Linked DNA regions of Homo sapiens: region 1 is linked to region 2. The links are chromatin contacts, found by Hi-C or POLR2A ChIA-PET in ENCODE. All regions are on one chromosome and are shown on one strand. The core of a region is the stretch at or near the end of the contact, and the rest is flanking DNA. Distances in the headings are between cores, read along the strand shown. Region 1 overlaps LOC105371908 (a long non-coding RNA gene). Region 2 holds the start of LINC01987 (long intergenic non-protein coding RNA 1987).

The links. A loop is a pair of places that touch in the nucleus more often than their neighbours do. ChIA-PET counts read pairs that join two places held with the same protein, here RNA polymerase II (POLR2A). Pooled maps may share reads with other maps.
Region 1: a map of heart left ventricle shows a loop between it and region 2 (1.9-fold over the local background). The contact joins the enhancer-like site here to the promoter of LINC01987 in region 2. A Hi-C loop is called at or near these places in 5 of 168 maps with a recorded cell type or tissue (Right ventricle myocardium inferior, endothelial cell of hepatic sinusoid, heart left ventricle and 1 more) and 5 of 50 pooled maps. POLR2A ChIA-PET finds 5 or more read pairs at or near these places in 3 of 52 experiments (B cell, BJ and SK-N-SH).

The regions. Positions count from the first base shown.
Region 1 is chr17:77,809,217-77,812,066 of GRCh38, forward strand. The region is part of intron 1 of LOC105371908 (a long non-coding RNA gene); the gene reads right to left. Among named protein-coding and RNA genes, the nearest start is that of LINC01973, 73 kb to the right of the region's middle. RefSeq lists an enhancer at 1,210-1,898. Within about 2 kb of position 1,553, at least 8 of the 41 ENCODE cell types and tissues checked have a DNase peak (open chromatin) inside an H3K27ac peak, as active enhancers do; they include heart right ventricle, where a contact is called at or near this core.
Region 2 is chr17:77,726,965-77,729,962 of GRCh38, forward strand. LINC01987 (long intergenic non-protein coding RNA 1987) reads right to left here and starts at 1,595. Exons shown (of 2, transcript NR_104134.1): 1 at 1,446-1,595.

The DNA of each region.
Region 1 (2,850 bases), core at 303-2,802, 82 kb after region 2:
GCCTGACCCAAGGTCACAAGGTGGGTGAGTGCCAAGGTGGGACCAGGGCTTGAGTGTCCTCACCGCATCCCAGGTTCTCCCTCGCCAAACTCCAGAAGGCCAGGTGGGCCGCAGCCACTAAGAACTTTGTCCCTTCACACCCTACTCTGTTTATTTGCTACCTAGACCCTGCTCAGGATCTACAGATATTTCCATATGATTTTCACCAATGTAGTAAAGATTCAAAAGAAAAAATAGGGGGGTGGTTGGGAGGCAGGCCCCAAGTTCTAGGAATATTCATTCCCCTTTTCTCTGCCCATGCTATTGTGGTCATGCATAACTCAGTATAACTCTGAGGAGGCCATGATTGAGACTAGGGCATCCAGAGAGCCCTTGGTAATTCCTCCCATTCTCGGGATTATCCATCTTTGAGGTCAGACCCAAATCTCTCTGGTCCTCAGTTTTTGCCTCTGCAAAATGGGATCATTTTCATGTACTCCCCACAGCTGTTATGAAGGATAAATTCAATCAGATAATGTGTGCAACATGTTCAGGAAGATGGACATGTCAAACTCTCCATGGATGATAGTGATGATGATGATGATGATGGTAAAGATGATGGTGATGGTGGTGATGATGGTAATGGTGATGATGGTAGTGGTGATGGTGATGGTAGTTAGTGATGATGGTGATGGTGATGATAGTGATGATGATGGTGACGGTGGTAATAATGGTGATGGTGACAGTGGTGATGAAGGTGATGGTGATGGTGATAGTGGTGATGATGGTGATGGCGATGGTGATGGTGATAGTGGTGATGGTGATGATGGTGATGATGGTGATGATGGTGGTGATGGTAATGGTGATGATAATGGTGGTGATGGTGATGGAGGTGATGCTGGTGATGGTGATGGTAGTGGTGGTGATGGTGATAGTGGTGATGATGGTGATGGTGATGATGATGGTGATGGTGATGATGATGGTGATAGTGATGGTGGTGGTGATCATGGTGATGGTGATGGTGATGGTGGTGATGATGGTGATGGTGGCGATGATGGTGGTGGTAACGGGGTGATGGTGAAGATAACAAGTGATTGAAATGGGCAAGACTCCCAGGAGGCTGTGGGGCTCATTTAGGGGCCTAGGGAGTCCACAGGAAGAAATCCACATTCTCTAGCCTTTCTAAGTGAAGCAAACTTGCTGTGATCACACTAGAACAGCACATACAATGCCCAGGTCTCCAGGACCATGCCAGCTGCCCACCCGGAAAAGCTATTTTCCTTTGCTACCCATAGAAAACCTTTGGGTGCCTCCACTCCTGGGGCACCGGCAACCCCACCGTCAGCCCTTCATTTCTCTTGCCTTTCCTGGATCAAGGAGCACTGCCAGGCTGCCTCTATCCCTGAGAGTTAGATCCAAATAACTGCCTTTGTTATGTTAATTTTGCAAGTGTCTCCACTCCCCCCCCCCAATTATTTGTCATGCAGCAATTCCTATGTGTTGCTAAAAATACAAACACATGACTCACACAGCTTCTGGCATGGGTAAAGGAAAGAGAACATGCATGGCCTTTCTGCTCTTCGGAGCCCAGCCAGGACACCAATCCAGGCTGAGGGGCTGAGAATAAGCTTGTCTCCAGTTGCAGAAGGACAGAAAACAAAAGGCCCAGATGAGACAGAAGGCTCCAGGCTGGTCAGCTGCATCTCTGGGGCATGACACCACAGTTATGAAATCCTTTGCATCACTTGCTCTGCTATTTGGGGCATTACCTTGTGAAAGGTTCAGATCTCAGTTCTTGTTTAGGGTCTTCTGTATTCCACACCCACATGCTCATACCAGCCTCCATGTGCCCAGATGTGCCTGCTACTCTTGGGCCCTCCACAACCTTGCACCAGCAAGGGGCGGGATAAATCTTCAGGGCACCACCCTCATTCAGAAAAGGAAGACGGCTCCATTCTCACCCCTTCCCTGTGATTTCCCCCAGCAGTCCACGTGTCCCTACCCTGGGGATGCTTGTGCAGGTTGGACTTCATTTGCTTCAAGGACAGACCCTGGGGCCAAGAAGCAGCATCTCATGCCAGTGAAGAGATCAAACTCTAGAACTGGCAAATCCGGCTCAGGCAACCTCTGCTTTTTTATCATCCAAATGGGAGCATTAACAGACACCCTTTGAGGGTGATGTGAGGATTAAGGAAGAGACAACCTGCAAAACCATCAGCCCAATGCCTGACCCAGGGAAAGGTTCAATCAGTGTCATCACTGAGGAGCACATATTGTTTTTATTATCATATTCGTGTTCCCAAATCCAGAGGTCGTCTGGCTAGGCAGAGCCATACTTTGCTCTCCCAAATTCGGGGCTCACTTCACCCCATGCTCACCTTACATTGGGGCCTTCTGCCCCTGCTTCCTGGGCACTTCAGCCTCTGAGTCAAGAGGGTGGTTGGCTGAAAAGCAAACACTGTAAGTCCCTGCCCCTGAGACGCAGCAGCTGAAGAAAGCAAGCTTTCAAGAGCATTTGCTTGGCAGCCAAAGCCCTCTGATGAATCAGGGACCTTTTCTGATGACTTACTTTATTCTAGGTGACCTGCTGGGCCATATCCCACTTCCCTCCAGGGTGCTGAGCCGGCAGGAACGAGCATGCGGAGGAGGCAAAAGGGGATGGAGATGGATTTGTGCTTAGAAATAAGATGTGGAGGAGTCCGCCTCAGGTCCCCAGGAGAATCTGTATTGCCTTGGCTGGAGCTGAGGGACTGGACATCCGGTCCCATGCACGAAGACCATCTGCCAGGGCCACCACCTCCTTCCTCCTGAGATGTCCTCCTCCCCAAATGCTCAGCCTCCCTGCAAATCATTCTACTTCTCTGTGGTCAG
Region 2 (2,998 bases), core at 345-2,844:
GCTGGGCTGGAGGGGCCCTGGCCCCCTCTTTGCATGTTCCCTGGCTGATTCCCACCCAGAAGCAGGGTCTCTGCATCTCAGTGTCCTCCTCCTTCCTCTAGATCCTAGACTGGAACCTCCTTGGTCATGGGGGAATCGGGGTCTAAGGAGTCTGCGGGGGGAAGTACTGTCCCGCCGCCCCACCCCGTCCCACTCCCCCCGCCCTTCTCCTTGCCCTTTCTGTTGCTATTGCCTGCGTTGGTTTGCATGCCGTTTTGCTTGTGGTCTCCATAGCAACAACTACCAAATGGCCTATGGATAATAGGGGGACTCTCGGGGTGGGAGGGGATCCCGATGAGGCATTTGACTTTAAAAAATGGAAACGGTGATTCTGCCGCAGGCCTGGCACGGATGGTCACCCTTCTCTGCCCATCATCACTCAAGCCCCTCAGTCCCCCTCACCCAAGGGCCTGCCTCCACCTTGGCTGGGGGAGGGCAGGGAGGCCGCAACCTGCAAGAACAATGGAAAGGCCGGAGGGAAGCTGAGGGGCCAGAGAGGGACAGGAGCATGGAGGGCAGCCAGGAGCCTCTGCAACTATCTCCATCTCATGGTAAAAATCTCTAGTCAGAGTCTTCTCTGTTGTCCAGCTTCGTTTCGTGTCTCACCACTTCCTTCCACCCTTCCCAGAATCCCTTTCTCTCTCTCTCTCTCTCTCTCTCTCTCTCTCTCTCACACACACACACACACACACACACACACACACACACACACAGAAGCGTTGCTTCATGTCTTGGGGCCTGGCTTCTAGGTCCAATGTCCTGGGAAATAAGTCTCTAATTGTTTCCATGTGTCCCGCCCTGAGCTGTTTACAACAGGCATTCATAGCCCTGGACCTCGAGCCCTGGTGAGGCCACAGGGTCAGCACAGGGATGGTTCCCATTTGAAGATGACCAAACTGATGTGAAGGGCAGAGGGAGGGACCCAGGCCTCCCCCAGCCCCGAGTGTCTTCCACAGTGAGCTGGAAACCTGTTCTCAAGTCTAAATATTTTACATTTTATCTGGACTAGACTTTCCCCATTTTATTTATTTTCAAAGCATTTTCCCAGATAGTGTCTCTTGTCTATTCCCACGGCTCCGTGAGTTCAGGAGATCGACCCTGGACGGGGCTCCTGCCCACGCCTCGGACTCTGCAATCCTTGGCAGCGACAACCGGAGAGCATGGTGAGAGTGTGGTGGGGAGAATATGCCATAAAAAACAGAAGACAGAAACCAAACACATTGCCTGGGGAGCAGGAACAAACCCCGATCGTTCCCTCAACAGATGAAACATCTGAAGCCCAGAGAGCTTAGGCAGTTTTCCTGAGCATGTCTGGACACACACACACACACACACACACAGAGCTTCCATTAGCAACAGATGTCACAAAAGGACAGGCGCCACCTGACGATAATCTTTCTACTCACCACTGTCCCCTGTAGGAAGGATTCTCCAGGCTTTTCACAGTCAGGCTAGTTGTTAAAATGTTTACATTCATGGGGTGGGAGAAGACCTGGTCAGGTTTCAAGGTGCGGGCAGAGTGGGCCTACCCATCAAGAGTGGTACACAGCGTGCTGAATGAAGCCCAGCTGGGCTTAGGTTAGGGCAGGGGAAGCCCAGACCCAGCCCTCTGCCTGTTTTGTAAATGGCATCATTGGAGCACAGCCATGCCCATTTGTTTGTGTACAGTACACTGCTGCTTGCAAGCTGCAACAGCAGTGTGGCTCACAAAGCCTACAAGATTTACTATCTGTCCCTTTAAGACAAAGTTTGCTGACCCCTTGTTTAAGGGATTAATCCCAAGAATGTTCTCAGGTTCATTTTTTTTCTTTCCCATGCAACAGAGTCATATGGTCATCCAATTCCTATCTGTCAATCACTATTGTAAGGGAACCATTTATTTAAGGACAGTTGATTGAACCCCTGTTATGTGTTAAGCACCCGAACAACCCAAAACACACATAGAAGGAACACGACGTCCCTCAAGGGGCTCACAAAATCCCAAGTGATGGTAGCCAAACACAGGCACAGGGTACAACAAGGACGATGGTGACTGATCCAGCGTAGGCTGGGGCTGCAGTGGTAAAGGTGGAGAAAGGCTGGAGAAGTTAGGGACTGTTTTCTGCTGAAGGAGACAACTTACTAAGTTTTAAAGAGCCACTAGCTCATGTCAGAGAAGGATCTGAAGCCATATGATTTGGAAAGAACATGAGTGCATTCGGTTTTGGGTATGTGGAGTTTGGGGTGCTGGTGACATACCCGGGTGGAGATGATTCAAATGTTTTGTTATGTGTAGGGGTCCAGAATTCAGGAGAGAGAGAATCTGGGCTGGAGATGTAGAGTTAGGGGTATATAGTTGGTGTGGTAGGGATGCTGCCTTCTTGGTGATAAAAGCCTTAACCAAGAGGTAGAAATAATTTTCTCTTCCTGTGAGCAATTCTAACAGCTTGCCTTTACTGCTCTAAAGATATTATGGCACTTTGCATTTCAATTTGTATGTAGTTGGTATCTCTCTCCATTGAACTGTAAACAACAGAGACTTTGGCCATGATGGAGTAAGCATTTATTATTCCACCCTAAATAACTAAAAATAGACCAACTATATACAACAATTTTCAGACATTGGACCGCAGGTGTCACAGAAGTGTAATCTCTGACAGAGGAGAAGCAAATGAGGTGAGACCCACAAGTGCCCCAGCTGACAACCTGGAGAGAGTTTCCACGCCACCATACAGGTAAGTGGAAACCACACAGTGTTCAGTGGCTTCACTGAATTAAGGAGATAGTGTTTAGGGTGTGGGGAGGCCAAGGCAGCTAACATTTGTAGGGCAGAGCCCTGGAGAGGAGAGAGCTGCACACAGAAAGAGAGGACTCTAGAGATCTGCAGACGACTCACTTAAGGCCTTCGGCTGAATATTGATCAGTGCATGCATATGAGAAAATTACTAAGGCTGTGGAAAAGGAAAGTAGCAGATAGAAG